Linked DNA regions of Homo sapiens: region 1 is linked to region 2. Evidence: read pairs that join two places in POLR2A ChIA-PET (ENCODE). Cell type or tissue: PC-3. All regions are shown on one strand. Links, peaks and the distances in the headings refer to the core of each region. The heading gives the core; the rest is flanking DNA.

Region 1 (17,162 bases), core at 8,380-10,879, 1.6 Mb before region 2:
TGTGATATTATTTTGGTCTTTATTCATACATTTTGCTATAATTAATTAGTTTCTGAAGGGGCTTTATATTCTCTATTTTATCCATGTCATAAATCATTATTGATTTTTCATCAATACTTTAAAAAATCTCTTACTCAAATAAGTACGAGAAATATGAATCTATAGGACTAATGTCCAAATTCTCAGCATAGCATCTAATCACTTCCCCACTGATCTCTGAGCCCCATTATCTTTTTGATAGTACTTCTGGGGTCTGCTCTTTTCTGAATACAGTATACCTTTTGAATTCTCTGTGTACTTGCTGATGATATTTTCTCTGTCTGTAATGCACTTTCTACTGTCTATTTGATGAAATTCTTAAAACCTCAATCTAGACATTACTTGCTCCTGAAAGCCTCATTTCCTGCTCAGGGGTAATTTTTGTCTCCTTAGTCATTATAATTTTACATGCCTCTGTTGCAGACCTATCACCTTGTTAATGTATTATTTATTAATATATTTGTCTCTTCTACTAGGTCAGGTGTTCCTGAGTCTAGCCTATCTTATATTTGTGTTTGTGGTTAGCATAGGATCTAAAAATACTAAAAATATCCAATAAATACTTACAGAATGACTAAGTAAATGCACATATAGTATGACCTTCATTTTTCTTCCTTCTTCTTTCTCTTTCTTCCTCCTACCACCACATATTTTTTTACATTATACATTCATGACAACTTTGTACTGACCACTATGTTTCCTGCTACAGAGGAAACAAAAATGATTAAGACATAGTTTTTGAGCTCCATGAATTTTTAGCCTGGTATTAACTATCATTGGCCATTGTAAGTTGGGTCCTGGCTGAAATATACATTATAATATTATATAATGTACAATACATATTAGAAACAATATATGTATAATATGTCTTATAATAGATGTATATCTCTTTATAGATATACATATCTTCTAAAATCTTCAGTTTTTTTTAGCTATGGCCTAGTTACATAGATTTATAAGAGGTTGTGTCACATAATTATTTTAGGTTCTTGTCATTCTAGATCTGATAGCATTTGGACATGACAGTGTTGCAATCATTATTTATTTGACCAGGAACAAGGAGAAATAGTTTGCTGATTATGAAAAACTTTAAATGAGAGTAGATATGTTTGGTCAATCTTAGGCATTTCAATAATTTAAGTTTTAAAAATTTATTCATATAAAAATTAAATGTTGGCAATTTCTTTATCCAAATATCATGAAAATTTATACTTGAAGACTTTTCAGCTTGTATTATTTATCTGAGCAACAGCATTCTCCAAAGTGGGTTCTGCAGAAGGCCTTAAATATTTTTAATATTTTTATAAATAAAAAGTGGAAACATCTTGATCAAACAGGTCTAGAGATAGTGAATAGCCTCTAGCCCCATCTCCTTTTGGAAATTCATGTGCTTATTAGCATATTATAAAGCTATGAGATAACCATTAATGAAAAATGCTTACTTCACTTTTTTTTTAACAAATTCCTTTGACTTATAAAACTTTTTCTATGTTACATCTAGAAGCATCCCTTGTGATTAATATTTTGAAATGCATGATAACATTGGTTAATACATTCGGTGACATGGTTGGTAACTTCTGATAATATGTGACATAATAGTCCATTTTATTAACCATTGTAAATACTCTGACAGGTGGAAAAAGAAGCAAGATAAAATGTCTGCTTCAGCTTGAACACGTTTTGACCACATCCAAAGAACCAAGGCAGAGAAAGAGAATGGGGTACTATGTCAAGGTTCAATATAGAATCAAGCAGAATCAGAATATATGTAGATTTTTCAGAGCTTACCATATAGTCAGAATCAATCACTGCAAATCAGAGAGAGAAATACGAAAATGTCATTAAACAAATTTCAGACATTTGGGTTGGTTCCAAAAATGTGGCACATGTACACCATGGAATACTATGCAGCCATAAAAAATGATGAGTTCATGTCCTTTGTAGGGACATGGATGAAATTGGAAATCATCATTCTCAGTAAACTATCGCAAGGACAAAAAACCAAACACCGCATGTTCTCACTCATAGGTGGGAATTGAACAATGAGAACACGTGGACACAGGAAGGGGAGCATCACACTCTGGGGACTGTTGTGGGGTGGGGGGAGGGGGAAGGGATAGCATTAGGAGATATACCTAATGCTAAATGACGAGTTAATGTGTGCAGCACACCAGCATGACACATGTATACATATGTAACTAACCTGCACATTGTGCACATGTACCCTAAAACTTAAAGTATAATTAAAAAAAAAAAAAAAAACAAGTTTCAGAGAAAAGGACTTCCTTTCCAAATGAGGGGCCCTGCTTCCACGGACAAAGCCAGCTTGGATCATGAGCTGTCAAATGTGAACCAAGAATTACAGCCCCAGGAGGAACAGCTGTCTTGCTTTCAGGACACTGAGGTCTATGCTTTGCTTAAACCTAAAATGTATTGGCCATTGAAGATAAATCCTGATTCTTTTTTTCAATTAAAACTTTGATTTTTGCATCTCAATGATTGCACATAATAGGCACTCCTAAAATATTTGTAAGACTAAAGTAAATAACTTAAGGAATAAAAGGGTGATCATATGCATAGGCAATATAAATGAAGAGTATTAATTTATCTATAGCATTTTAATAGAGTCACCTATGGGTTTTTTTTTTTTTTTGCTTCGGTTTTACTTGATTTTTAAAAGGGTTTATGTATGTATCTATTTGTTTCCTCTTGACATGTGTGGATGAAGCTGCAGAGGTGAAGGAAAAGATACTATTTATCACCTACCTCCTAATGCTGTAAGAATTTATTAAATAATGGTGACTTTTCCATGATTCCTTCTCATACTCAATGCAATCCATACTGCTTCCTGTGGAGAAACTGCTGTGTGAATAGCAAAAAATGTTTTTTGATGGCAATGATGAACCCCAAATATAAACTGCTTCTTTAGAGGAGAGAATCTCTAATGTTCTTTTATTGACAGAGCATTGGAAGAATAGAAAATTACAATCTTCTGTCTCAGTTAGCCTGGAGTTCTTCTCTAAATCAATCCCTTATTCAAACATGAAATGTACATCTTATGGCTCCCTCTTCTCTCCTCAACTTCTTGCTTAGGGCAAGACCAATGAGATTTTGAAGTGCTCCAGCTTAGCTGGTTTTTAATCTTCCTTTTAAAAACATCATTTGCAGCTAGAAATCTGATTCAGTTTAAAATGCTGAGTTTTAGTAAACTGAAAACTGAGATTTATAAATGCATAGTGAAGATGAAATGCAGTAATCGAAGTAATAAAATAGCATTATGAAGAGTAGTTGACATGCATGCTTAGAACCTATTTTTCAAGTATTAAATACTAACTCTAAATAATGTCAAAATCAAACATGCTTTAAAAATAGAAAAGAACTAAAGGTCATATTATGAAATGTCTATAAATTGTAGTCTTTTTAAAAGCCTCACTGACCAGAAGTTTATAAGAAAAAAAAATAGTGATTCCAAAAAATCAGCTGAAACCATAAACACAGAATATTATTTTTCTATTATGTTATGACTCCCCTCTACATTATTTTGTACTTAACCTAAAATTTGTTTTATTTTTGTTTTCTGTTACATACTTTAATATTTGCAAGAATTTTAAAAAAGATATTTGAAATGACTATTTCCCTAAAGATCCAGTTCTAGATGGTGTAGAAAGACCTTGAAATAAGTGAACTAGAGGCTTCTTTTAAGATATCTATAAAGAATTAATTCCTAACTGCAACACCAGAAACTCAATATTTCTAATAATAAACATAGTATATCCAATAAATTTCTGCTACTATATAGTCCATCTTAATTTGATTTTCTTAATCATAAATAAAGCCTGAAATGACATAACTATTCAAAGTCGTGACAAATTGGTGTTTTATGGTTGGATGTGGCCCACCTCATGCTCCTAGAATAGGATGTTTTTAAACTATAGGAGGACATTCTACTTTCTGAGATGCATTCTAATTGTTTACAATCAACATTGGGTCTCCCCTTTAGGCTTGTCACTAGGCGGAGACTCAAGTAGAATAATACTCCAAGACCATTTGTACTTAATGAAAGCAATTTGTTATAAGCTGAGGGGAAAGTGTCCTTTGTCTTTCTGCCAAAACAGCCTTGCTCTGTTTTTGTTGAGGTCATTCAGATTAATGGGGAGACTACAAGATGCTCTAAAACAAAAGCATTAGTGAGAAGATGCAAAGCATTTTTCTAAAACAATGCTAAATACCAGGGAACATGTGTAGTATGTTTTCAGACATCTATTATGAAAACTGCTTAAAATTAATTATTCTTAATTGCGTTTTCCTATATGGTATCCATATGGCCCCATTGTTCATTTAATAAAATGTTTTTTGACAAATGCTATTTTTAAAGAGTGATGGTAGGAATTGTATAGATATAAATAACATTTATAAGACTACACAATTTATAGTTTATGGTCAGTAGATTTTAATAAGACTATGATCAGAACACATCATTTTATTTTATTTTATTTATTTATTTTTTTTGAGATGGAGTCTCACTCTGTTGCCCACGCTGGAGTGCAGTGGTGTGATTTCAGCTCACTGCAAGCTCCGCTTCCCGGGATCATGCCATTCTCCTACCTCAGCCTCCTGAGTAGCTGGGACTACAGGGGCCCACCACCACGCCAGGCCAATTTTTTGTATTTTTTAGTAGAGACGGGGTTTCACTAATCCTTCACTTTAGGTGAACAATTAGGGGAAAAATATACCTATAATCATCCTTGAAGAGTAGCAGATAAAAAAATGAAAAGTAAAATACAAAGAAATGTAATGCATTATCTTAGAGAGGGAAATCATGGCCAGGCCATATGAGATACTTTTATAGTAAAGACTTTCAAGTGTTCTAATTACCACATAGACTGAGGAATGTATGCATTTGAAAAGAAATATCACCTGGATGTCTCTTTCAATTAGAATTCTCTATTTTTCAGTGACTTCTTCCTGACAGCTCAATCCAGAAAGATTGAATTTTATCTTTCTCACACTTCCTTCCTAAGGGCTGCATTTGTTAGATGCTTATTTCAAACACTTTGTCTTCGTTTCCTGTAAGTTTTCTAACTTTGACCATGTATCCCTTACCAAGGATTCTATGAGGGGGAGAGAATAACATATTTATCCAATTTGGAATTTGAAAACAAAAAAGAAAAACCATGTTAAACTTCAAGTAGTAAGGTTCTGGATGACAGTGACTTTATAAGAAATTAAAACAGTATTTCTCCATTGAGAAGATTTGATAGACCACATATGCACCTTAGATAAATCACACTGCCTTTATCATCCCATTCAGGAAAGTTTAATTTTTGTCCTTGAGAGATTTAAAGGCACCAGTTGTTCAGTTATTTGTGAGCAGTTCTGACCAGTTCTCGCCTTGTGGTATTCCTATTATGTTACTTAGAAGATTATATATGTGAAGATTTTGTTTTTGCTGCTTTTTGTACATAAGGCTACGTAATCTTTTATACAAGCTTGTTGGAAACTCATTTGATATGTAAGAAGAGTCCACATATGATACTTAAATAGAACTTCTAGTCCATTAATAAGTACCTATTATGTTCTCCACACTTTAAGACATTTTCAATAATTATTAATTTGTCCACTGTAAGTGGATGTAATACTGGCTAAAAGTCTTGGTTGGCTGGAACAGAAATAGATGGCTTCTGTGTTACTGTCATAGGATTTCAGGCTTCCTGTCACAATATATATTTCAGTCCTGTTCTAGATGAAGCATAGTGGGAGGTAAGGAAGGAATTCATCATTTTCAGTCTTGTGGCTTCTTAATTATAGGCCTCTTTGTTGAGGCTATTCACTTGGCTATCAATTAGGATCAAGTGTTATGCTGTACTGGCTGCTAGATACAAGTCTGCTAAGAAAAGGACTGAGATAACCAACTCAAAGTTGTCATAAACAGAAATGACATGTGGTCACCCTCAAACTGTTATTAATCAGAAATTAGCTGATACTATAGTGGATAAGATTTGGTATGATATAAATGATTAAATCTCAGGAAAACAATTTATGCATCACTTTCTTCATCTGCATTAGACATAACAAAATTCTGCCACAAGAGTTTTGTTAGGAGTAACTGAAAACTGAAAGATAATTTTAAAGGGCTTAGCAAAGTCTTCACAGTAACAAAAATAATAAGGATGTACATACCAGCTAACAAGATAATTGTACAGATAATTGGAAAATGTACTTCCTTGGGTGCAATGTTTATACCAAGAGGTAAAATAATGTTAGTAAGATTCCATCAATGTCCATAAAACACACATTAATGAATGGATTCATGCTGCATCTATGTATTAGCATACATTTGTATTCGGATTAAATTATAAGATAAGCTTGTATAAATAATGGAGAACAGGAGAGCATTTTTCACTTAAATTTGAGATGATATATTACTGAAGAGTTTTACTCTTACACTAAAAACACATATTCTTAAAACCTTAAATAGAGGAGATAAACAAATACAAAAGCCCAACAACAACAACAAACGCTGCAATTAAAGGAGTTTGAGAGACATAAAAAGGCATTTTGGTTCCATACGCCTGATACGCCTGGTACTGACAGACACTAAAAATATAATATTCTGACAACACCCTTTTGCTTGATATAGATATATTGTTCTCTATATTACACACACACACACACACACACACACACACACACACACACACATATTCTGAGATGGAGTCTCGATCTGTTACCCAGGCTGGAGTGCAGTGGCACTATCTCAGCTCACTGCAAGCTCCCCCTCCCAGGTTGAAGTGATTTTCCTGCCTCAGCCTCCCAAGTAGCTGGGATTACAGGTACCTGCCACTACACCCAGTTGATTTTTGTATTTTTAGTAGAGATGGGGTTCCACCGTGTTGGCCAGGCTGGTTAACTCCTGACCTCAAGTAATCTGCCTACCTCGGCCTCCCATGCTGGTATTCAGGCATGAGCCACCGCTCCTGGCCTATATTCAACATATTGATTAGCTGAATTAATGAGTTGCCTTGCTACTATTTAGTTGTATTTTTAAAGACAAAACAAAACATAAAGAAGCAAATAATCCAATAAATGTAATTTAATTTATAATTTCTTCTTTCTTCCCTCCATCTTCCTGTCCTCCATCTTTGGTCCTACTTTTATTTTATCTTTGCTCTACCTCATTATACAAGGGATTTTTAACTGATCTTAATATTAATTTATGGTAGACAATAATAACTCAACTAAACCTGACACTTTGAGAATATAAATACAGTCTTATTTATACTGATTATTTTAAAATCACACTTTAAAAAATTGTTGCTCATATTTCATGTATAACTGAGCATATTCTAAGATGCTGAACTCTAAATGGGGTATTGCTGAATATGGGGCTGGGCAAAACTCCATGCCCTCTACAGTTTGGTGAACCATTGTTTTGCTCTGTTGCTTGTGGCTTACCCTGTGATCCCTGCAAAGCTCTGAAGTGGTCAACAGTGGCTGGCTGGCCAGCCACTGATACTTGGCCCAATGGTTTGATGTTGGTGATCCAAATCAGATCACATTCACCAGAATCTGCCCCTTTTGCTTCCCTTGTATACTTGCGTGTACAGGAAAGGATCTCCTAACTGCATTGCCTGAAACAGTATGACAGAGAACAGGTTTTCAGATAATGTCTGTCCTATCCACTGTCTGCTCCTTTGGCTGTAGATAGAAAAATCAGAAACTGGAAGATTACCAGTATCAAGTTCTTCACAAATTTTCAGGTAGATTTGAACATTTTTTTGTTCTCAAAAGTTGACACAAAAAGGCATGGTAATGCAACAACCTGAAATAAAGAAAGGAATCAGGCCAGTTGCGGTGGCTCACCCCTGTAATCCCAGAACTTTGGGAGGCCAAGGTGGGCGGATCAGTTGAGGTCAGGAGTTCAAGGCCAGCTTTGCCAACATGGTGAAACCCTGACTCTACTAAAAATTCAAAAATTAGCCAGGTGTGGTGGTGGGCACCTGTAATCCCGCTACTCGGAAGGCTGAGGCAGAGAATTGTTTGAACCAGGGAGGCAGAGGGTGCAGTGAGCTGAGATTGCACCACTGCACTCAGCCTGCATGACAGAGCGAGACTCCACCTCAAGAAAAAAAAAAAAATTAGCCAGGCATAGTGACACATGCCTGTAACCCCAGCTACCTCAGGAGGCTGAGACACCAGAATTGCTTGAACCTGGGAGGCGGAGGTTGCAGTGAGCTAAGATCAGGTCACTGCACTCCAGCCTGGGCAACAGAGTGAGACTCTGTCTTAAAAGAAAAAAAAAGAGAGAAGTGAATCAAGCCATAAGAATATTGTTATTTCCTGATCTCACAACAAAAAGTCTACGCTATCTGGATTCAAGTTTGATTTTATTCTCCACATATTTCTGCAATGTTGAATTTACCTTAAGCATACTCATATCTTATGTTTATATTTCTACTGGCTTTCCAACTGGCTAATGACTCATATATTTTACGATAAAATTTCACTAGAGTTGGAAAGGGACATGAAAGCATATTACTGTATTCAAATCTATTTGAGTTTCTTTTAATAACCAGGTTTATTCCCTTCTTTTAAATCATCCTTATTCCCAAATGGAATTCTGCTAGAAATAGAGTCTAATCATTCTAATTCCCTTAAGAACTGAAAAGCTGAAGCAATATGGAAGGTTTTAGATACAACTCTATTATTTCTATAATAAGCATAATTTTACCAGCTTGTTATACAAGACTGTTATTGAAGAGCTATTGAGTCATTGGATTGTGAATTACTGAAAATTTCATAACAGTTGGCATATTAACAGATAAATGAAATGCTGAACTAATGGGACATTTTCTAGTAGAAAGTTAAAATTAAAAAACATTGTTAATTATAAAACAATTTGCACTTGTATGCTATCATTATTAGTAACAATGATTTTGATAAAAAATGTTATAAATAGAAGATTACTTATTCTCGCATAGGCTTTTATTGGAGAGAGTTATCTTAGCCATTTGAAAAATAATTAGCTACTTATATAATTAATAATATAAGTAAAAACTTGATTTTTCTATAAATATGTTGTCCTTTGAATGTTTTATATATGTAAATATTTTTAAATAAAATATATAACTACATGGTTGAATACAAGATATTAATTTTCTTATATAAAAGTTTAGACATATTATTAATTAAAAAGCAATAAATATAAAAGATTTGAGTCTGAATTTTATGTTTTCACAATTATAATATTATTGGTTAGGTTTACCAAATTATTAAGCTATATTAACTATGTTACTACAAAGTGCCTAGGAACTGAAATTTAGAAAACTGTACAGTATGAACATCTTCTAGCATAAAACTAAAAATGTGGTGATGAATGAAGACTCTAAAATATGTCAAATATGGACAATGTTAATTCTAATTTGCAAATTTTATATCTTTCCAGTTTTTGCCCTTCACTAGTCTGAAAAAATATACCAACATATTAGCTGTCTAATTTTCAAATTATTGTTCACTCTAAAATTTCCCACAAGTTACTCATTTCCTTAGATTACCAAAATTAATTGACCTGGAAGTGAGAAGATAACTTAACATTTTAATGAGGCTGATAATACCACTGAGCTCACAGCCTACACTTTTGACTTTAAAAGTATAGTTTTAGGTGAGTTTAAGGATACAGAAGTAATGAAATACAGAAGATTGATAGGGGGAATTGAATGGAAGAGACAGTAGATATTTTGAAGGTCTATTCTACAAAACTGGGAAACCAATTGGATAAAAGGAGTAAAGAATTAGCAAACTGAGTGATAGCTTCTCAGCTCCCTAACACATAAAAGCTCTGGTAATTATAGTAACAAACACTTAAAATATAATTTACCATGTGCTATTCATATATTAACTCATTTAATGTTCAAAACAATCTTGGGTAGTAAATTCTATTACCATCCCACTATAAAGATGAAAAAAAGAAGGCAATATAGATGTTAAATTTTTTGCCCAAAACCACCAAGCTAGTAAATGGCAGAGCTGAGCTTTAAACCTTGGAAGTTTTATTTGGGATTGTGGTCTTTAACATTACATAATAATGCTATATTACCTTTCTATATCCTTTTTTCCCAATAAAATATGCTGTGTGCTTGGATAATTGGGGAATTTTTTCAGTTATTTAATCTTTATCCTACTTTGTATCTATGCTAGAAGACCAGGAGAGTAACAGATTGAATTTGAATGCATTCCTGTGTATCCATGCTGAAGGAAACCTAGCACATTCTGGATTGGAAATTTCAGTTGAGCCCAAAGTGTCAAGTTATTTCAGAAGGCTTACATAAGTCCTTAGAGATGTGCACATTGCTATCACTTCACTGGAAGTTTCCCTCACAATGAACAGTACTGTAAGAAGTTCTCCTAAGACCTTGCTCAAGAATCCTGAACCAATTATCCCTTCTGATCTCGGATTTCTTACATAAAATGATCCATTTGTTATCCACAAGAGTTAATGACCCTTGAATATCTGATGTGAGCATAAGATTAAGAGGTTGGCTTTTGGAATCCAGAAGATTTAACTAGTTGTTAGTCATAATAAAGTGGTTAAGAGTGCACATTCTGGAGCCAGATTGCTTGAGTTCAAACTCCAGCCTCACTACTAGTTACTGATGACCTTGGAAAAATTCAATTCACTTTGTGTAACTCACTTTTCTCATTTGTAAAATGTGTAACACATTAGAATTATCTCACAACTTGTTATGAGAATTAAATGAGATAATATATGCACAAAATTTTAAATGGTTTCTGGCTTTTGGTACATCCTTGATGAATATTATCTATTCTAATACTATGGGTGCTTGAGCAAGGTGCTTACCCTTTAAAGCCTCAACTTCATCACCCATGACATGATCATGGTAATAACTGCTGCCTTGTAGAGTTGTTGCGAGGCTTATAAGATATGGTGAATGGAAAGTGTTTTGTACAGAGCCTGGCATAAATCCAGTGTCACCCTCCTGTATTTCTACTTTGCACTCCTGGACATGATTGCCCTGGTGTCTGTTCACAGCTGCAGATTCACAACAGCATGTCTACTGTTATGTGATTGTGTTATTTTGTTAAGAAATGGGCATTAGAAATGATACAGAGAGATGGGGAGGGCTAAGTTAAGCCATTTGGGTGAGATTTGGAAAAGGCTGGAGCCTCAAGAAACAGCCCCACTTTCTGGAGCAGGTCTGTGAATGGGGCTTGCTGTGCTGCATAGGGACATGCATGCTGGGCAGAAGAAACAGTGATAATTGAGAGTCCTGAGATTGGTGCAAGCAGTATTCATGTAGGGGTGGTCCTGCAGCCAGCCTGGCTGACACCAGTGGTCTCCAGGTGACTTTGTCTTTTGTTTCTCTATGAATATTCGGAAATCTTAGCTTTGGCATGGGTATGGCTGCTGGCTGTGTTTCAGATATATTTTAAAGTTTGAATATAGGTGTCAACAAAGAGGGTACATATGAGTGGGAAGGGAGCAAAGGAACATCTGTCATGTAATCTACATACTCAATATTACCAGCATAGGAAGGTGGATAAGCCTGGGCAAATTTCTCTTAATATTGAAGTATTTTGTCATATATAAGCACATGCAGATAAGTATAAATTGCAGTAGAAAACTATATTTTCAAACATATTAAACATGTTAATTTACTGAATGCTTATAATATATGTAAACCAGGGATTATGATCCTAATTTTACAGATGAGGATGGGAAACCTAGGCTCAGAGAGATTGAGAAACAAACCTGAAACCTAATAGTAAATAAAAGAACTTGGATTTGAAGCCTGATCTATTCTACACTATGTGTGTGTGTATGTGTGTGTGTGAGAGAGACTTGTGGGTAGCAGATAAAAATCTCGCTAAGACTCAGAAATGTAAAAAAATACAACAATTTTGTATAAATAAATTCAATCTCTATTTTGAGCCTACATTTCACTCAGTGGCAGAAATATAGTTTTAGTTGGTTTGTACCCCTTTTCTTAGGCTGCATCTAAGTTCCAGGAAGCTTGCCTTGGAATACAGCCAGAGAGGGACACTTCATCCTTAATATTGTATATCCCTAAATGTATTCATGTAAACAACTCTTGTTTTTATGGAGATCATATGATTTATTATCTCAAGCAGACACTTTCCAGAATAAAAGGAGATACTGGAAATAACTATGCCAAGACAATGAATACAAGGCATGACTACCTCAGGCAAACCAGATGTGTGGTTCCTATGCATATTTCTTTCTGCTGGGTCTCTTCTGGTCTGGCAACCCTCTTCAGTAATTTTGTACCAAGCCCAGGTCCACAAGGAAGTATGTGTAAAGGGAGCACATGTTGCCAAGAGTCAGTCTACAGAGGCAAGGCAAAGCATAACATGGCTGCAGCTGTGTGCCATAAGGACAGAAACCCGGTGCCTTGACTCTGTGTGCTATTTGTCCTTATTCAGCCTTTGTGTCCTGTATTGCCTGAATTGGGACTACATCAAGCTCTGGGAGTCTCTGTGAGACTGTCCATGTCTCTGTCTGTTTCAGCCCACAGGAATGTCTTCATTTGCTGGTTTCTTGCCATCTTTCCCAGGCTGTCTATGGGGAAGGTCTCTTCCATTCTCAGAGTCCACAAATCTATTGTGGGCATCAATATAGTAATAAGGGAGGTGAAAAGATGCAACAAATAAACTCAAACCCCACTGGCTTTTGTCCTGGTTACCTCCTGCTCCAATCGAGTGTTTGGTGGGCACCTTTTCAGTCACAGTATGATTCATGGTCCAGGCTCTTTCCATCTTGTGGCTCCTCCATCTTCTAAGGTCTCTTCTAGAGAAGAGACAGAGCATGGGGTTTATAGAAATTAATCTTAAAAGTGGTGTACATCACTTCTACCCACTTAAACTGAAAGAGAGCTGAGCAATGTCAGCTAGCAGGGATCAAGGCTTAGGAGGGAAAACCGGGATTTTTGTAAGCACTGGCATTCTTGACCAGGCAGCACCTCCCTGTGTCAATCTTTTTTGTGGCTTTCCTCTTCTCTGCCATCAGCCTGATTTGGGAAAGGAGGCTGGGGCTAGGCATACATGCTTTTCTTAATCATCTTCTGTCAAATACTCTGTCTATACTAAGATTCCTCTGAGTTGATTTTTTTTTTCTAAGAGTTTTATGCTTTTGAAAACAAGGCCAGAAACATACTCATTTTTCCTGTTTTCTACTCTGTCACATTACTCTTCTGAGTTATAGGTTGGGCTGTTTGGTGTGTGTGTGTGTGTGTGTGTGTGTGTGTGTGTGTGTGTGTGTGTGTGTGAGAGAGAGAGAGAGACAGAGAGAGAGAGAGAGATGCAGGCACAGTGGGGCAAAAGAACAAAGTCAGAGAGTAACAGGAAAAATTGTTAATATTCTCAAAGCATTATCTCAGGATGTAACTATGTAGCTATGGCTTAACTACTATGAACTGGTGCATTTCCACACAGCAAATATAAATGCAACACTGTTTCTCTCTTCAAGGCTGTATCACTTGTGTGTTCAGGTATTCTAAAGACATGAGAATCTAGAGGGTGGCTCATGCTATACTGATACACTGTCAGAAACAGAAGCTGGCCTCAGACAAGCCATGTTTGGAATATGAAAACTAGGCAAATCCCCCAATTTAATCAACAAGTTTTAGCAATTCAACTTCTCCAGTATAAACAATCCATTACATTTTTATATATGATGGCAGCAATTAAAATTTTCTAATACAGTAAAAATCAATTTCTCATTGAAGGTAAAAATGACTATTAATATCTACACTGAGTTTTGCTCAAGTATAGCATAAAGTAGGTTTAGAGATGAATCATCAGAACTCTCTGAGGTTGGCATCGCTTAGGAAGGCAGGTGCCTGGTGAGAATAGACGGCCCCCACTAGGAGACTCCATAACCACAAAAAAAAAGGCAAAAGGGTGGTGGATCTGAGTTACAGGCAGTGGGCACAGAATATGTCTTGACTCAGAGTTCTTGGGCTGTGCATGCACCAGGATGGGGGCTGAGGTTATAAACAAGAATGTTTTTTGACCTTGTACCACATTGAGACTTGGGAGTCTGTGAGCCCTCCAGGATACTGTGGTTACCAAGGATTCTCCATCTTCTGAAGTATTTCTATGGAATACTGCAATCAAGCATATTGGAAGCCACCAAGCAGAGCATCTGGCCCATACTTCAGTATTCCAGGCTGAAACACCCATGACTGCCTAAAGCCTGTATTTTCCTTTGGAGAATGTTCACTGCCCTGAGTCCTCCAGCCATCTGGTCACCTTCTACTACTGGGTAGACTCAGATGTCCAGCATTTCTGAGCTGCCTCACACAAGCTGAGCCACAGAGCCATGCAGCACTGGGCTTCTGCAGCCTGATCTCCAACGCTGCAAACCTTGCCAGTTGACTAAGAGCCCCTCTGCCCTGAAGTCTCATCACTTTCAGGGATACTGCTATCCTAGTACCTATAGCCACTATTGGTTCAATGGTAAAATGTGTTCTTGTCATTTTAAACCTCAGCCTTTACCCTGGTGCATGCACAGCCCAAGAACTCTGGGTCAATCAGTGTTCTGTGTCCAGTGCCTCTGACCTAGATCTACCATGCTTTTGCCTTTCATGTGGTCATGGAGTCTCCTAGTGGGGACCCTCTGTTTTTACCTTGCCCTTGAATTTCTTTAAATATAATTAAATTTAATTTAATAGTAAGTTCTGGGATATATATGTAGGATGTGCAGGTTTGTTACACAGGTAAACGTGTGCCATGGTGGTTTGTTGCACCCATCAACACATCAACTAGATAGTAAGTCCCACATGCATTAGCTATTTATCCAGATGCTCTTCTCTCTGTTCCACCCCACTGACAGGCCCCATTTTATGTTGTTCCCCTCCCTCTGTCCATGTCTTCTCCTTGTTCAGCTCCCACTTATAAGTGAGAACATGTGGTGTTTGGTTTTCTCTTCCTGTGTTAGTTTGCTGAGGATAATGGCTTCCAACTCCATCCATGTCTCTGCAAAGGATGTGATCTTATTCCTTTTCATGGCTGCATAGTATTCCATGGTGTCTATGTTCCACATTTTCTTTATCTAGTCTATCATTGATGGGCATTTGGGTTGATTCCATGTCTTTGCTATTGTGAATAGTGCTGCAATGAACATACGTATGCATGAATCTTTATAATACAATGATGTATATTGCTTTGGGTATATATCCAATAATGGGATTGCTGGGTCAAATGGTATTTCTCGTTCTAAATCTTTGAGGAATGGCAACACTGTCTTTCATAATGATTGAGCTAATTTACTTTCCCACCAACAGTGTAAAAGCATGCCTATTTCTCCACAGCCTTACCAGCATCTGTTGTTTCTTGACTTTTTAATAATCACCATTCTGATTGGCCTGAGATGGTATCTCATTGCATTTCTGTAATAATCAGTGATGCTAAGCTCTTTTTCATGTTTGTTGGCTGCATAAATGTTTTCTGTTGAAAAGTGTCTGTTTAGGTCCTTTGCCTGCTTTTTAATGGGGTTGTTTGTACTTGTAAAATTGTTTTACTTGTAAATTTGTTTAAGTTCCTTGTAGATTCTGGATGTTAGATCTTTGTCAGATGGAGAGATTGCAAAATATTCTCCCATTCTGTAGGTTGTCTGTTCACTCTGATGATAGTTTCTTTTGCTGTGCAGAAGCTCTTTAGTTTAATTATATCCCATTTGTCAATTTTTTCTTTTGTTGCAATTGCTTTTGATGTTTTTGAAATTTTTGGCTGTTCCTATGTCCTGAGTGATATTGCCTAGATTTTCTTCTCGGGTTTTAATAGTTTTGGGTTTTACATTTAAGTCTTTAATCCATCTTAATTTTTGTATACGATGTAAGGAAGGGGTCCAGTTTCAACTTTCTGCATATTGTCCCTTGTCTTTCTAAGGGATGCCCCCCACTCACAGAGTTCTGATTATATATTTCCCAGTCTACATTGTGCTATACTTGAGTAAAACCCAATGAAACTATTACTAGTTATGTTTGCCTTCAATGAGAAACTAATTTTTATTGTATTTAAAAATTTTAATTGCTGCCATTGTATAGAAAAAAAAGTAATGGGTTATTTATATTTGTAAAGTTAAATTGCTAAAACTGGTTGGTTCAACTATTTTGACTGGAATTAGTGCTATATGCTCTTGTTATTTCTAACATTTGCATAAAGCTGAGGGTAAAAACTTGCCCCAAATATCCAAGTCTATCCTCTGCTTTTCCATTCACATTCATATGCTTGTGAACTTTCTACTTCTTTGGGGTCACTTGACTTCAATGAAGACTTCCAATGCTCAGAACAATAATAGGAATAAAAGTTTTGTTGTGCTTAATTTTGAAAGTGTTCTTCATTAGAATAAAAGGGGGTGCTATTTGAGAACAGAATTTTTATTATAGCAGCACTTAAGCACATTAGCCTCATGTGTCTTGGGCTCACTGTCGTGGTTCTTACAATTTTGGCAGGCTAGTTTAAAAAAAAAAAGAAAAAAGAAAAACTGGCCAAACAGACAGGCTCCTGGTGCCTCTTGCAAAGCACCAGTAGAACTGTGGAAACAAATATTTGTTTTGAAGTTCTGAATAATTTCACACAATGAAATGTGGCTGTATTTTTTTTTATCTTTAAGTTCTAGGGTGCAAGTGCACAGTGTGCAGGTTTGATACATAGGTATACATGTGCCATGTTGGTTTGCTGCACCCATCAACTAGTCATTTAAATTAGGTATTTCTCCTAATGCTATCCCTCCCGCAGCCCCCCACCCCCCAATATGCCCCGGTGTGTGATGTTCCCTGCCCCATGCAAGTGTTCTCATTGTTCACTTCCCACCTATGAGTGAGAACATGCGATGCTTGCTTTTGTCTTTGTGATAGTTTGCTGAGAATGATGGTTTCCAGCTTCATCCATGTCCCTGCAAAGGACATGAACTCATCCTTTTTATGGCTGCATAGTATTCCATGGTGTATATGTGCCACATTTTCTTAATCCAGTCTATCACTGACGGACATTTGGTTGGTTCCAGGTCTTTGCTATTGCGAATAGTGCTGCAATAAACATATGTGTGCATGTGTCTTTATAGTAGCATGATTTATAATCCT
Region 2 (17,162 bases), core at 9,854-12,353:
CCTACCCTTGGTAGACGTGAGTTAATTTAATTGGGGACTGTTATAAATAATGCCTCATGAACATCATTTACATGTGATTTTCATGCCTATTTACATGTTACCCTTAGAGCTACACCTAGAATTAGAATTGCCACATTATAGGGTGTATTTGTGAGTTCAGTTTTAGTAGGAACTGCCAAATAATTTTTCAAAGTACTTGCACAGTGTGAGTTCCAGATACCTTATATTCTCAATATCTTCACCAGTACTTGATGTTGTCAGAAATATTTTTTGCCACTTGATATCTATAATTATTATCATAATTTACCTTTTAGAGAACACCAGTAGTTTTAGACGACAGATGCCCTGACACACACACGGTGATCATCAAATATACCTATTCCCAGCTCTCCATAGACCCGCTGAAAAAAAACCCTCGAAGGCTGTGGCCTCTGACCCAGCTCACTTTGGGCAGTATAATTTGGAATTTGGTCCTGCAGTGAAACACCTGGGTAAGGGAGAGGACGATGCACTGCTGTGAGCCTGAAGGCTTTTGGTGGGGTAAGAAACACTTCAGGAGTTAATACCACCGAGTTTGTCAAGTGCTCTCAGAGTGTGTTTGTTGAATTTTTATAATAAAGTAACTTCATAAATAGCCCTCAATTTACTCAGTTGAATACAACAAATTGCTTTTTGGTAATTACTTCATTCTCAGCCTTGAATGTAGAAATGTAAAAGGGATGAGAGGTAGTGACTGAGAAAGATTCAAAAAGATGCACTACCTAATTAGTAATCAGGGAAATGCAAGGTAAAACAATGAGATGTCCACTTTCACTTAGTATATCAGCAAAAATTAAGATCTGACAGTATGACCTGATGAGAGTGTGGGGTAAGTGTACACACATATATGCTGCTAACAATGTTAAAAACTATTGTCCCCAACAATTCTGAAAGCAAACTCAGTGTAAATATTAAGATTAGAAACGCAGATATGCAATGAGCCAGCCGTTTAACATTTATAAGCCCTAAAGAAGTACTCATATGTATACATGGACTCAGATACAATGTTGTTTACTCCAGAATTTATAATGAAAAAAATCACCAAAGTACTGTTGTATTCATATGCTGGATTGCAATGTTGTGGTTAAAAAGAATGAAGCGTTTCTAGAATGTAAGGTCTATGAGAGAAAAAACTTTGTCCATGTTTTCAACAAGTAGAACAATGAATAGTGTGTAGTAGGTGCTCAGTAATTATTTGTTATAATTACATGGCTAGATTTAAGTACGTGGCTAGATTTTGAAGTCATTTTTTTGGGTGAGGAAAGCAAATTGCACAAAATGTGTACTAGAAAATACATGTATATGTGTGTGTAAGTCCATAACACCTTATTGGAAAGATACACACCAAAATGTGAACTACATATGTGTGTATGCAAGTCCGTAGAAATTTATCTGAAAAGTATACAGTGCAGAAGTGTCCAAGCAAATAATACATTCATGGGTTCTTAGTTTCTGTTTCTGGTTAGGCCGGTAAAACCCCTTCCTCATCCCTCTTTTCTGCTTATCATTACAGACAGAAACTAAAAACCATGTCTTCAGGCTGCTAAAAGCCTAAAACAAAACAAAATAGAACAACAACAAAATAAGCTGGGCTGGACAAGCTTGGTGTGACACTAAAATGACAACAATGATACTAGGGACCAGAAACTGAGAGTACTATTTAGAGAAGACTTCAGACTTTTTTTTTATGTTTCAAAATTTAGAACATATATTTGGAAATTTGGAAGTGTTCACATATCTTACTTGAGTAATTACGAGATAATTTTAAAATAACATTTAACCTTAGAAAGATAATTTCCCTGTTATCTGGTAGGTTGGAACTTAACTGAGTCAGCAGCTTCTCCCTCTGGAGCCCCACAGTCTCTACACAGATATACAGAGCATCTGATCTTGCTAGACCTAGTCTTCCCAAAGGAAATTCCTTAAATATGTGGAATAAATTGGGGGGGAAAAAAGGCTGTTCAGATATTTTATACATTTCTTTAAGAATAAACCAGCTGTTTGTGTAGTTTCCGTCTTTATTCTGATTTTGTATTAAAAGGGTACATTTTAAATTTTTCACTAATTGTATTTACATCTTTACAACAAGGCTGTAATATGTCTTAATAAAGGGGATAAAACAATAAGATTAGTAGATATGACAGTAAGGAATGTGTAATGAAAAAATCAAAGAGACCAAGATTTTCATTCCATCCTGCTGTTTTCCTCATTATGTCATGATGATAGGCAAGTCAGCCTCTCTAGGCCTCATTTTCATATCTGCACAATGAGATTAGGTTTTGTGGTCCCCAAGGTTCTAATAGCTACCCCAAGTTTCTCTGCTCAGTCCTTTGAGAATGATCTAATAGACCATTGGACCATCTAGCCCAGTGTTTTTTCCTGGAAGTAACAAAAAGTAGAACCACCCTGCCTCCTGCTCAGTAGGACTTTTAGGGTTTTTTCATAGCATATGTTTCAAAATATGTTTTGAAGGTAAGTAGCATTTTGATAAGGGAAATCTTGCATTTTGGGCCCATGCAGGGCAATTCCATGATGCAGTGTGGCCCATAGCATTTCGTGGTTAATCAACTGCCTGTACTTAGGCCAGAGGAACTTGTTAAAGTAAAAATAGCTCTAACACAAAATTTTTACTATGTGTAAAGCATTGTGCTAAATGTTTCACATATATCATTGCATATAATTCACACAATTACCTAATGGGGTGAGTGTTATAACTGTGATCATTTTATAGATAAGCCAACAGTCTCTCAATGACTAAAGCACTTACCCAAGGAAATTGCACAACTAAGACTTGACTCAAGACTGTCTGATTTGGGTCCATACCACCCAGGAACACTGGAGACCATATCCTGTAATATACTTTTATCTGTGTGTCTACTCTGGTACAGAACTTTGTGCTCTGAAGCTTTTCAGTAGAAATGGAATAGCAACTCTCCTTACATCAACAGCAACAGCTGTTTCTTAATGAAGTCACCTGCAAATTATGAATTTCTTTCTGCCATCCCTCCTACCCTGCTCCATAATGATTTAATTTGCTGGCATGAGACATTTAGATAAAGTTCCTTTTGATGTTTTAAATGGATTTTATATCTGGAGGGCAAAACATTTTCTTTGCCATAGTTTTTAGATAAACTGTTAATTGGTCGAAGTCTAGTGCAGTTTCCTCTTTACTCACATTTTTCTTCATTGAATACACATAGGGCATTTAGTGTTTATTGCTAACATTTGCCAAATAATTGTGTGCAAAATATTTGTCTCATTTAAATTGGATTTTAAATGTTTTCTTCTTGTTTATTGAGTAATTCTAGAATTTAAAGTTCTCTGGATTTATATTGACATCTTTCCTTTTAAAAATAAATAGTCTGATCACTTATGTCATATGCTTTCTTAACAAACTTTTTCCTAGGTCAAAAGAATGTAATTTTTTATTAGAAAATAGTTTCATTATTACAATATTGTTTTATTCAGATCCTCTGGGAGCTGATATCTCTGCATTAATAACTATACCTATTCCCTGCCTACAGCAGATTTCTTCCACTTTATTCTGAAAGATTGAAGGTATGCACTCAATAAATGGATCATATGTCTTAAGAAATCATGGGAAAAAATATTTCTGTACCTGCATTTCCTTTTAAGATCAATAGAGTCTATAGCTATAGAAGTAAATGTTTTCTTTTTTATGGTGGACTTAATGTATTCTAAAGAGAGAAAGCAAAAAAAATCCTTTACAATCTTTAATTAGATAGATGATAGATACATATGTCCATATTATATAGGTAAAGACTAAGTTTATAACCTTATTTTTCAGATTTTTTTTCATGCTTACCGGGTAAAGAGTTACTTAATTTTTGGTTTAAAAAGTCTTTCATCTTTATGTTTGAAAAGTATATATGATTGTATTTTATTATGATTATATGTTAATTCTAAAAAATACCCAAAATATATAAACTTGTTGCATTAGATTGGAAGCAGGCAGTGTGAAAAAGGCAAAAATAAGACCAAAGAAGAAAAAAGAGGAATTTAGATGGTTAAAAGCCCTGCTTAGAGTAGAATATTCTGGGAACCCAGCCATTACTCAACTGTGAACCCCTCGTGCCCAGGTTCCCACTGTATTTCTACCTGAGTCTCTGCCCACTCCTTGCAGAGGCTATAAAGAGCCGCCCCAGGCTTTCTTTACTCTGTGCCTCATTACTGATCATTATGGAATGAGGACTGGGTTCCCATCACAGATTATTTTTGTTATTTATATTGATTTGGGAGCTGAGTTTAGCATAGTGTATACATACTGAAATGTTGTCTCGGCATTCTGTTAGGCTACCTACTACAGAAGAAAAACCAGGTTAGAAGAAACACAGTGAAAGTTCTATTCCAGGTCTTTCGTTTGTTAAATAATTGAGCACTTCAGTCCTCAGTGTGGGGCAGATTTCCTTAAGACATTGATAGTTAATGACCCCTAATATCTAGCTTATGATTTCTATGTTCCTGTTATTTTTTCTGATCTCTTTGTGCCTCAAAGCTAGAGAAGTCAACTGTAACTTTTTTCAAAGGAATAAGCATTGCCACATTTCTGAGTCTGCTTTGCCCGGAGGCATCCCATTTTAGTTCTCCTAATTTTTTCCAGCTTCTCTCTTCTGAAGGAGGTGGAAGATTTCAAGTAAGGATAATGTCAGTGGGCTGACTTCTGTTGAAAACAAAACCCTCCCAAAATGTTTTATGCTTCACAAATACATTTTAAAACCGTTTGAAATGAAAGCTACAGTGTATCTCTTTGAAGCTAGCCCCTAAAACCTGTCCCAGGTTTTACCTGGAGGCATCTTTGTTTTGCTGTACCAAGGAAAACATTCCTATTTCTTGCACAGTTAATTTGTAAGGCTGTACTTAGGCAATAGTGCCTTTATTCGTTCATCTCAAGCTACAAGCTCTTTAGTTCTTTCTGATCATGTCATCATGTCATCATGTGCATTTTTGGGATCTTTCAACTTCCTTTGACATTCATGAGGAAAAATATTACCAGTGGTGGCTTTCAGCCCTAGGCTTGTAGTGTCTTTCTGTGACCCTGCGATTGCTCTTTTAACAAGCAGACCAAGTGAGCCTGAAAACATCTTATTCAGAGACTAAAAATAAAGTGTGCTAAAATCATAAAAGCAATAGCAAAGGCACATATAGATAGGTTTTAAAGAGATGGCAGAGTAAAGAGACCCATCATCTGGCTCATAGAATATACTAATAGAGAACCCAGGCCAGAGAGTAATTGAAGGGCAGTTACATCATGGCTGGGGATCCACTGTGATTAAAAGATACATAAAGGTATTTATGTTGTCTTTCATTAGTTTGATCACAAATCATTTTGTAATATTCACTCTGCTCAGAGACTGCATAGGCTTTAAACAAAGTCTCTTAAATTGATGATTTTATTATTCTTTTGGTACTTTCTAGTAATAGTGCATTATATATAACTAATTGTATTTTTATTACGTTACTGTCCCGTAGTTATTAAATACTACATATCAGGATTCAGCAAACCTTTTCTTAAAGGGCCAGATAGTAAATATTATAGGCTTTGGGCACCAAGAGACAAAATCAAGGCTATTATATTGATACTTACATTACCATTTTAAGATGTAAGCACCTTTCTTAGCTTGTGGGCTGTGGTTTGCCAACCTCTGGTCTTTATGGTCACCTGGTAAGTCTTGCCTGGTAGCTTTTTCCCACACACACTTACTTCTGTAGTTAGGAATCCTCTGGTACTTGCCTGATATTAGGAGTATAAACATGAATGTTAAGATGGTTCTTTTCTTAAAAGATCTCAGAGTCTCAGAAGAAAGAAAAATACATAAATATGCTTATTACAAGTGTTGATTATAGTGTAACATGATGAATGCCATCATTGATGTGCAGAGTGGGTATTGGGGAGGGCTCCTCATAGAAGGTAACCTTGTGACAAGCTTCCAAGGTTCACCAGGCAGCAGAGGGAAGGCAGAGTATTCCAGGAAGGGAGATAATATTTATGCCTTAATTTTAGACGTTTATTTGGGGTTTTTTTTCCTATCTCAGTGGAAGGTCTGAGTTTCCAGATAATAGCAGAGACAATATCAGTTCAGTGACAAAGAACTTCTGCAGAAATCCTGAGGAAAAGCAGAATTGAATTTTATAATTATTATCCAATAATTATATAGCTAAACAGGCATACCATTTAAAGCATTTGATTTCTGCTTCTGAACGCAAGTTATTTTTCTTTAACAGATAATGGTCATCAAATAAGTTAAATCTCAAACATATAGATTTAGACACATAAATGATGAGGTTTAGTGGATTAGGATTCTTGAGGACTCTATTCCATACCCAAGTTTGTTACTAACCGTAATTTTGAGCAAAATATGTGGTGGCTACTTAATCATCTTTAATATGACAAGGTTGAAGGGTGTGATTTCTAAGGCTCCTTTTAATTCTAGATATAATTAGAATGCATATTGATGGATACTTTTTTCCTCTGCAGAAATCTAATTTGGTGTTTCAATTTTCCTTTATGGCTTTTGAGTTCAGTGCCATGCTTAAAAGACTTTCCACATTGCAAGATTTTAAATAAATTTATATGTAAGGTTCAAAAAGAAGCTAATTTGATTTGTCAAAATTTATCCAAATTCTGAACTCTCACTTATTAAAATTCTGAACAACCTCAAACCCCTGAAATGTAATAATGTACCATGTGAAAAAAAAAAAGAGTAAAGATTTGTGGTGACCCTGTAGTTACCATAGAGTCCCCAAATGCCTTGTAACTGGGCAGTATTGCACAAGCTCCGAAAGCAGACCGCCTGCATTCAAATTCCGATTCTGCCACATGGTAGCTGTGTGACTTTGGGCAAGTTCCTTAGCCTCTCTGTATCTCGGATTTTCAGTTGCAAAACGGGAATCATATAGGACCTGTTCCTGGGGTCATTATGAGGATTAAATCCATTAATAGTTATAAAGGTCTTGGAACTGTGTTTGGCAAAAATAAGCACTCAGATTATGTCAGTTATTATGAGGATAATTATTATAAATAATCTATTTTAAAAGTGATATTAAGTTAAAACCATGGAAATGTTTTAAAATAAATGTTAATGCCATAGGAAATTCCTCAGATACAATGCTGAACAGAAACACAGGTAAAAAAAACTATATATGGTATGCTTAAAATTCCCACAGAGTTAGATATGAACAGAAAATATACTGGCAGGAATCACATAGAAGTATTAGTATGTTTGGCAGCTAGTCTACAAAGATAGCTCTCTAATGAATCATGCCTCCCAGAAGTCACACCTTTCTGTTTTCTTCTCCTTGAAAATGAGCTGGACCTCTATCATCAGTAAAATTCAGCAGAAGTGCTACTGTAAAATTCCTAAAACTAGGTCATAAGGAGCCTTGCAGCTTTTGCTTGTCTTAAAACACTTGCTCTGGGGGAAACCCACCGCCACTTAAGAAGTCCAACTACTGTGAGACCCAAATGCAGAGAGAAAGCTCAAGCTAGCTAAGTGGAGAGATGTTTGTTTCACCAGCTCTCACCGTTCCAGCCAGCCCAGCCCAGGTGCCAGACAGTGAGTGAAGAAACCCTTAGATGATTCCATACCCCCGGGCACAACTCCAAGTGAGAAATGCCTGGCTGAGTTCAGTCAACCCTCAGAATCAGGAGATGATAATACATTGTTATTTTAAGCCATCATGTTTGAGGTGGTTTGTTGTGCAGCAATAAAAAACCCAATACAATGAATTTTCTCTAGCAAAAGTGTATCATATATAAGAAAAGCAATAATTTAATCTCTTTAAATAGTTCTTTTTTCCATATAGGTTCAACAGTAAGAGTTGACTGTATTTTATGTATGTTTTTATATTGTATATTTGGTTATTCTTAATTAACCTACAAATTAATTTAACTAGAACAGCCATTCATTAGCCATGCCAAATAAGTATAAATGTATTGGACTTAGAATAATTTACATGTAAAAAATATAGAGTCCACGAAGTATATTTATTCCTGGACAAACTGTGTACAAATTCTGTACTACCTATTACAGAGAATTTCCTTTTTCTAAGACATTTTTATAAGATTTTTCTCGACTATAACAAAGGGAGGGATATTGGAATGTTTGCTTTGTTGTACTGTGCAAATCTAAGAGAATCTAAGTCTGTGGTTCTTCATGTCCCTAGCCTCAGGAATCTAATTAAAGCTAGAGAGCCTACACCTGCTCTGATCCCCCAACACACACAACACACTGATGAACAAAATGTTGCAAAGAGTATTGGGGTTTCATTCACGCAGTGAGGCCTGTGTATGGATTTTAGGATAAGAACCCAGGCTTAGGGCATTATTACTCCTCAAGCAATGTTGCAGAGTATTACACATAGACTATCCTATATATTTATGTTTGTTATATCAAAGAAATTATTTCATTATTCTAATACTATTTTATCAATTCTTTTTCAAATTTTTTATTAAAAAGTTAATAACTCTGTCAAAACAATTATCAGAGTTAAAATCTCACTGATTTGAAACTTTAGTATGTTCTTTTTTCCTTTTTCTTTTGTTATCATGGAGTAACTAGCCAGGTGATATTTTATGAAAGCATATAGAAGATATGACTGATACAAATACAGGTGGAAAAGTATAGTGAAAAACAGAGTAGTGCCTCATTAAAATAGCTGCTTAACTACTCTGTCTATGCAAGGTATAGATGTGGCACAGACCTAGGAGGCTAGAGAGGGCTTTCCTATTTATATAATACACTGTCTGGACATTGAACAAGTAATCCTTTGTGATTATAATCTTTATGTGTGTTCTGAAATGGATTGCTTCTAAGTGAAATACAACTCTGCATACTTTTGGCTTTATTAGTAAGAAAAGATATTTCTGAAGAAACTGAGGATATCTGAACTAAATTAATTAAGGAAACAGTGCACTCTTGTGATAAAATTTGATCTTTAAAATGCATATTCCTTTGAATACCAATCTAGTTTTTTAAGAAAAATCCAAAGTTTTTGAGTTGAGATTTAATGGGTGGCAGGGAGGCAGGGGAACAAACATCCCAGGATATTCATTTTTTACTGCTATAATCACTCTGTATTTCAGCAATTGATTATTATTTTCAGTTTCTAAGCATTTCATATTTGAACTAGATGAGAAGTGATAAGTATGTAGAATTTGCTTTAAATACTTGTTAATTTTGGATTTCTTTAAACTGTTTAAAACATTTATGCTGACAAAAGCTTTTCATGTATTTACATTTTGTAAATTTATATGCAGTAGAAACCTTTGAGTTATTTTTTGGAGGTGAAGAAAAACAATTTAGAGCCTGTTTACTTTTATTTCATCTGTTTCTAAAAGGATTTGTGAATATTTTATCTTGAATTGCATAGAGATAATAATTAAAATTGGGACTTTATTCCAAAGCATCTTGTTTAGATTATCTATTGCTCCATAGGATACCAACACACAAAACTCAGTATCATGTCACTTATGGATTCTGGGCTTAGTTGGGTGCTTCTAAACGTGGGGGTCTCTCCTGTGGTTGCAGTCAGATGTCAGTGGGGACAGTAGTCTTCTGAAGGCATGACTGGGCTGGATGTCCAAGGGGCTCACTATGTCTTGCAGTTGAAGCTTTTAGCTCAACACTCAGCTGGGGCTGGCAGTTGGAGCACCTACAACACAAATTCTTCATCTAACCTATTCCTCACAGCATCTCAGGTAGCCTCAGATTGGTTGCACATCTTACATGGCACATGACTTCCAACAGGTAAGGAGTCGAAGCTGCCAGGCCATTTAAGGGCTACACCTGGAACTAACACAGGGTCATTCGCACTGCATTCTATTGGTCAAAGCAGTAAAATAACCTCTCCAGATATAAAAGAATGGAACAATTAACTCCAACTCTAGACATATGAGGTGGGAGATATTGTTGTGTCCATCTTGGAAACTCAATCCACTTCACATCTTCTATAATGTTTTATATTCAATAAATTTAACATCTGTTCTATGTGTAGATCACATGTAGGAGAACATGAAAATGCCCCTTCAATTATAATGAGCTACTAAAAACTAATGCTACTTTGAGAAGTGCTGTAACAGGCACAGGATCCTGCCTATTTCACCTCTAGTGATAGGCTCCCTGCAAAAGGATCAGAAAGAGTTGTGTCTAGGTAAGTAGAAGGGGTGGAAGGGAATTCTTATTGGGGATTTTGTGCCAAGCACTATGAGATGGATACTTTACCCACACTACTTTTTTTTGTTTTTTAAGAGATGGGATATCTCTGTGTTGCCTAGGCTAGGCTCAAGTGATCCTCCCGCCTCACCTTCCCAAGTAGCTGGGACTATAGGCACACATCACTGTGCCTGGCTTTCTTCTCCATAATTTAATGAGATTTTATAGGTGAAGAAATTAAGAATTAAAATTTTTAAGTAAATTTCTCAAAAATCCTGATACTGTAAGTGGCAAACCACTTACAAACTTAGGATTCAAACTTAGGCCATTTGACTCCAAAGTGTGTGCTTTTTCTACTTTACATGCAAGAGTATTGCTCTCAAGGCTCAGAAATGAAAGTGAATGTCAAATAGTACACTGAAAAAACATAAAACAGTTCATCAGGTCTTTATTCTCATATATATCCTTCTTATAAAGGAAATAAAAATAAATTCTATTTTACTTAAAAAGATTTTTACTTAAAATGTTTTTAAACACAGACACAGATTTGAGCATTTTTATCAGATAACGTTAAATATGCATAATCTGGTTTTGCACTTCTAGCCGAAATAGTGAGGACCATGTTCTGCTAGGAGAAAAAAGGCTTTCAAAAAGCTGTCTGGTTTTATAGGGGTATTCTACTGAAGTAATTCTCAAAGTGTGGTTCTTGGACTGTCAGTTGACCTGAGAAATTGTTAGAAATGCACATCTTCAGGCCCCACCCCAAACCTACTGAATCAGAAACTCTAGGAGTATTTTTGAAAGCATTCTGGATAATTCTAATTTACCTTCATTTTGAGACCCACTACTCTACCAAAAGTCTGTTTTTGAAATATCATATTCAAAATGCAAAGACATTTTAGAGGAGGAGAAACACTGTGGAAATGGGTGTTCATTGTGGCTAAAGAGTTATCTGTGTTGTGCACATGTACCCTAAAACTTAAAGTATAATAAAAAAAAAAAGAGTTATCTGGCTGGACATCACCATGGAGGCATAGACTCAAGCAACTCTAAGATTAAACGGTCCTTTGAAGCTGCCTGTTTCACAGGTTTGTAAATGTCTGATTGGCCAGTGTGTATCTCTGGGGCTCCACCAGAGGTCTCTAGGGTGGGGGGCATAGGAATTGTTAACATCATCATTCTCTGGACACACTTTCTTGTGAAAAGTGTCATCCAGAATAGAACCCAGTTATCAAGGTTTAGTCTGAAAATGATTAAAAGAGTGGAAATTATTGCTTTCCTGGTTCTGAACATTGTACTGATATTAATGTAGCTCTACAATCTAATCACCTAATTGGATAATACGGAGCACATGAAGATAAGATGCCTAGGGTTATAAAGGAGGACACATGCTTCTTACCCAGCTTTCTGGAGCAGAAATATTTTTCCAGAAACATGATATCAAAAGTACATAGTAGTAACTAAATAAATTGCAAAACATGGTCTCCAAACTTTTTATTTTACTTTGTCTATACTGTGGAGCCTAAGCTGACTGTAAGCTCTATATTTTGAAGTTGCTGACAAACAACAGCTCCTCCAATGTTATGCCTGTATGGCTGAGCTTTCAACCTGGTAAGATTTCATCTCTCCCTATGAAATTGTACCTCACTGAGTCACCTTGTCGACTTTACAGCCTGTCCAGATATTATTGTATGTGATTCTGTCATCAGATCCATCTGCTGACCCTCCCAGCTGTCAGCGTCCTCATTAAAGGATTTGTTATATTTTGAATAAAACCAGGCAGACCTTCAAAAACCTCTCTCCACATTTACGTTGTCTGTCCAGTAACCATGTCGGAAAGAGGAAACTAGGTTCTTTTAGAATGATTCATTCTGATATCATAGGAGAAAAAATAGGTTGTAAACTGATGGCAACAGGGGAGTTGACTAGGCCAAGTGCAGACAATATGGCGTGGTGGGATTGTGGGTAAACTATTACAATACATATGTAATACTGTCCAAGGACATTAACATCCAAAAATTTTAAAATACTGCCGACCCAAAATCATATTTATAGACTGTATTCAGCACAGAGTCAGGCAGTTTGATGGCTTTGGAGAGATAAAGGAGTCTGTTTGGCTTGTCTATACTCATTTAAACTGTTCGAATAATTTTTCTTTCAAAGAATTCCATAATATACACTTTTTCCAGGAATCCTCCTTTCAAAGGAGGAATGAAATCCATCATTCTGTATTCACAATACTTAACTAAATCTAGAGTACCATGCTTAATTGGTATAGTGTAAGAGTAAACACTTTAAAGATCATCAACCACAATGACATTTAAGATAATTGGCAACAGTTATTATTTGTTGATTACCTAACATGTACAAGGCTATATGTTAGGTAATAAAGATACTATAAAATTCAAAAGTCCCTGCCCTCTGAGAGCCTGTGATTTCCAATGAAGCAGGCAAAATACACAGAAAATAATAGTAAGAATTCTGGTTTTTATATTTTATATTTTATATTTTAGGTCAACAAGTCTTAATCCTGGTAGCACATTAGGACTACCTGGGAAGCTTTAAAAAAAAAAATACCAATGTTGTGGCCCTACCCCAAAACAATTAAATCAGAATTTTTGGAGTAGGGCCGGGATATGCAAATTAAATTACAGATCTGGAAATCAGATACTGTTAAAATGTAAATTTTGTATATTATGTTTTTCTCTCATATTCTGTACTTCATTTCCCAGCTTTTATTTGAGAGACTTTCCAAGTATTATGTTTAGCATATAGATTTTCACTTTACACAATCTAGATATTCTAGATTTATTTATTTAATTATAAAATATTAGATATAAACCATATATTTTGTTATATAAACAGCAAATCTGTTTTAATACATTTTAATTTTATTTTTTGCCACCTATAAATAAACAAAATAAATTTATCTCTTTTATCCTCCAACAAATATTTCAGTGTCTCTTAGCAAAGAAGTTTCTTCTTTTAAGAAAATTAATTATATCATCTCTACAGCAAGTACATTTAAACAGTTCATCGCTAGGCATTTTAGCTGTTCACTAGCGTGCTCTTATATAACTTGTAAAGGTTGTAAATATTTAAATCTCTTCTAAATTATATTCTGCAATGGAAACAACAGACCTTATTTGGAGGCTGACCATGGAAGTGTTAGCATCCTGGCATCTCTAGTCCCCTCGGACAGCAGCTTTGAAAATTCTGGCCAAAAATCATGCAAACAGTAGTGATACAGTTAACAAGAAAAAGCTTATTCAGTGATGATAGAAATAGTGATGTGGCACAATTGTCTGTTAAACTGAAAAAAACTGTTTTTAATATTCAGGTTGTACTATACTTTTTTACCACGAGAGGTCCCTATATCCTGTTTGGTGTATTCAGGCCATTTGATGTGCATATCAGACTGTTGCAACACTTTGGTATTATTTCTGTCACTCTACATTAACCAGTTTTTTTAACATAGGAGAGCTAAACTTTTATTCCTTAGAATCAGCTTATTAAAAGAATTTCCTTTAAATCTCATCTGGACCTAGAAAATATCAGCATCAAAGGATATAAGAGTGGTGGAAAAACCAGGAAAATAAGTTACATAAAGTGGCAGTGAAATAGAATTCCTTTGGAGGTTAAGTGAAAACACAGGCTTCTTTGTGAGTTAAGAACAAACAATACCACTCCTTTCCATCTTAGGTCTAAATTCCATTTTGTTCAATCAGTGTTAATTAGTATCATAATTAAACATGACTTTTTTCATAGGCTGCCTTAATCATACATGAATAATATTATTTTTATCACTTCAGTTTGGCTATATGGTACTAATCATACTCTTGCCTTGAATGTAAGGAAACATAAATGTTCCTGTGTCTGCTCCTGCACTAATTTAGGTATTCATATGTTGAATACTTGCTCCATGCCAAGCAGAAAGATATATTTCTTGCCTTTAGAAGTTTATAGTTTCTTTGGGGGATATAATTTAATAGACAATTATAATCCATTGTAGTATGTTTAACATAACTCTTCATTTGATTTAATACCTTGACTTATTTCAATAAAAAGATGTTTCTATTTGTATAATTATGTCTCCTATTCCTTTAATAATTGGAGGTTACAAGGGGGCAAAAATATTTTCTCCATGACAGTGATCTTTTGTAGTAAGAGCAACTCATAATCTACCATTGGGTATGTGTTTGTACAGGGCTTGTCTTTTTTAGTTTGTTCATTTCAGTCTGGCTTATGAACAAAACAAGGACATCTCTGTTATGACTTCAGAGAATAATTTTATCTGATTAAATTATTATATTGGTACTCTTTTGAATCAGACATTATTAATTGAGATACTAATGCAATTAACCTAGGTAAGAAATTTAAAATATTGTATTTAAATGCGTATGCCTTGTATTTTTATTCCTTTGGAAATGTTAACAGTAGCTTTTTAATGGTAATTTATATTTTGATCACTAGATGGCACTAAGCACATATAGCTAAGAAAAAATAATTTTTTCTCAAGTTTTCTGAAAGCAAGTCTATGTTTTCAGCATTACACACTATAAATTTTTTTCTTACGTAGCCCATAAAATTCTTCTTGCTACAAAAGCTTTGTTTTTCTAAGTGAAATAATCTCACATCTGACTCCCTTAGGTATAGTAAGTTACGAGAGAGACACAGCCTCTGAAATTAGCAGTCATCCACTCATCAAACTTCTCTATTCTTAGCCATTTAGATTTATTATTATCATCTGTTTCTTAAACTGACCTTTTCTTACTAGTACTTCCTCTTCCCTGGGAAACAGAGAATATATTTTAATTTTTTTAAAGGGCTATTATATAGCCTCTGGCATGTTAAAAATAGATCCTAGAGATTCACACACAGAAGTTCCTGTAGGGCAAAATATAAAAAGAGCAAAAACTTTGTTTTTGTTTTTGGTCTTCTAAATATTATTCTCATATTGCAAAATATTATTTCTTTTGTTAGTTTTGGTCTGGTTATGATATTCATGCAATATATTTTCTGAATCATGATGCTTTAAGTTGCAAATAATAAATAACCTTAATGTTTAAGCTATTACTAAATTGAGTTATTTTACACAACCAGAGGTTGTCCAGAAGTTGAATGGTACTTCCAGTGGTGGTTAGAGTTAGTCAGTGACTTAATCAGAAATCCAGTGGTGGCCAGGCACAGTGGCTCATGCCTGTAATCACAGCACTTTCAGAGGCCCGAGGTGGGAGGATCACTTGAGCCCAGGAGTTTAAGGCTGCAGTAAGTCATGATCGTGCCACACTGCACTCCAGTCTGGCCAACAGAGCGAGACCCTGTCTCAAAAACAGAAACAAAAGCAGAAACCCAGTGATGTCATCAGGGACCCAGGTTTGTTTCCTTTCATATGTCCACTCCGCCATCTCTGGTATATCAGACTCGTGCTTTGTGTTGATGATAACCGCTGCAGTTCTACATAGAATTTATAATCATGGGAAAGTCCAGTAGTAGAAGAGGGGATATTCCCCCCTTTATAGGTTTATTTTTATCAGTGGTATACATTACTTCAGGATCCTGCAGCAAAGTTCTCCTCAGGTCTCATTTGCCATGCCTGGGTCCCCAGCACTTCCTAAACAATTCAATGACAGGAGGAGGGAATAACTGTGATAGGTGTAGACTGATAGAGACCCTTGCCCTTCCTAGCATCACAGACCCCCTCAGAGGAAGATGAAACCCGAAACAATATCAGAGCACTCCCCAGCAAAGAGGGAGATGGATGTGGGGAGGCAGACCACAATATTTGCTACCGTTTTTTGTTTTTATTTGTTCGTTTTTGTTTCACTTAAAGACTCTTCTTCCTGGCCAGGCATGGTGGCTCATGCCTGTAATCCCAGCACTTTGGGAGGCAGAGTGGGCGGATTGTGAGGTCAAGAGATCAAGACCATTAGACCATTCTGGCAAACATGGTGAAACCCCGTCTCTACTAAAAATACAGAAGTTAGCTGGGCGTGGTGGCACACGCCTGTAGTCCCAGCTACTAGGGAGGCTAAGGCAGGAGAATCACTTGAACCCGGGAGGCGGAGGTTGCAGTTAGCCAGAGATCATGCCACTGCACTCCAGCTTGGTGACAGAGTGAGACTCTGTCTCAAAAAAAAAAAAAAAAAAAAAAACAACTCTTCTTCCTGATGTCCTGATATTCTTGAAATATAACTGCCAAGTATTTCAAGTGTTTCACACTGGAGAGAGTCACGGATGTATCCCATATCTAGCTATTGCAGACTCTATCATTCAGTACAAGCTGTTTAACCTTTTTTTTTTTTTTTTTTTTTTTGTCTATGCATGTGTCCTTTTCCTAACAATTAGAGAAAGTAAAATCTTGAATCCTTTTTATCTGCTTACTAGTTCTATCATGCTCTGAGAACAGTATGTGTTATGAATCTAGTAACATTTCAACTAAATCTGCAATTGCCTGCTAAGTACCCACAACTTTAAAGGCATTGGGTCAAGCACTATGGGTAAGTCTGGTCAGGACATCTGGAAACACTGCCACCATCTGCCCTGGAGCTCAGCCAGACCCCGTGGCCACTCTAAAGGGGCAGAGCAAGCAACCCCGCTTCAGTGATGCGAGTCATTCATTGTTCCCTGTCAAATACAGTGCCTTTTGGCCTGTTCTGGCCTATTTTGCACCGATTTTTCCATTTTGATATCTCAGCACTTCTCAGAGGCTATAGAATGGCTCCCCTAGTATAGATTCCATCTGAAATAGCAAACTGTGACTCTGAGGAACTCATCGCCCTTCTTGGCTATTTATGCAAAAGATGTGATCCTGGTGCAATATCTGAGTGTTGATTTGTTTCTTGTCTGTATTCAGCAAATATTCATTGAATAATTAAAAGAGTATTTGTAACAATTGATATTTCAAATGTAAGGTTTTCTCTTACAGCATTTGAAAATGCTGATCATATT

What was found. ChIA-PET counts read pairs that join two places held together with the same protein. Peaks named below come from ENCODE experiments on the same cell type or tissue, not always from the same donor. Only the 100,000 strongest peaks of a DNase experiment are listed, where the experiment ranks them.
Region 1: POLR2A ChIA-PET joins it to region 2 with 5 read pairs; 1 of 35 experiments calls an interaction of 5 or more read pairs at or near these places.

Annotation. Positions count from the first base shown.
Region 1 is chr6:114,611,346-114,628,507 of GRCh38, forward strand. No RefSeq gene overlaps it. Among named protein-coding and RNA genes, the nearest start is that of LNCPOIR, 75 kb to the left of the region's middle. In PC-3, for the core only: no CTCF peak of the experiment used is centred there; no DNase peak of the experiment used is centred there; H3K27ac peaks cover 548 bases.
Region 2 is chr6:116,203,619-116,220,780 of GRCh38, forward strand. The region is part of intron 6 of NT5DC1 (5'-nucleotidase domain containing 1); the gene reads left to right. It also overlaps a transcript of COL10A1 not described here. Among named protein-coding and RNA genes, the nearest start is that of TSPYL4, 42 kb to the right of the region's middle. In PC-3, for the core only: no CTCF peak of the experiment used is centred there; no DNase peak of the experiment used is centred there; H3K27ac peaks cover 378 bases.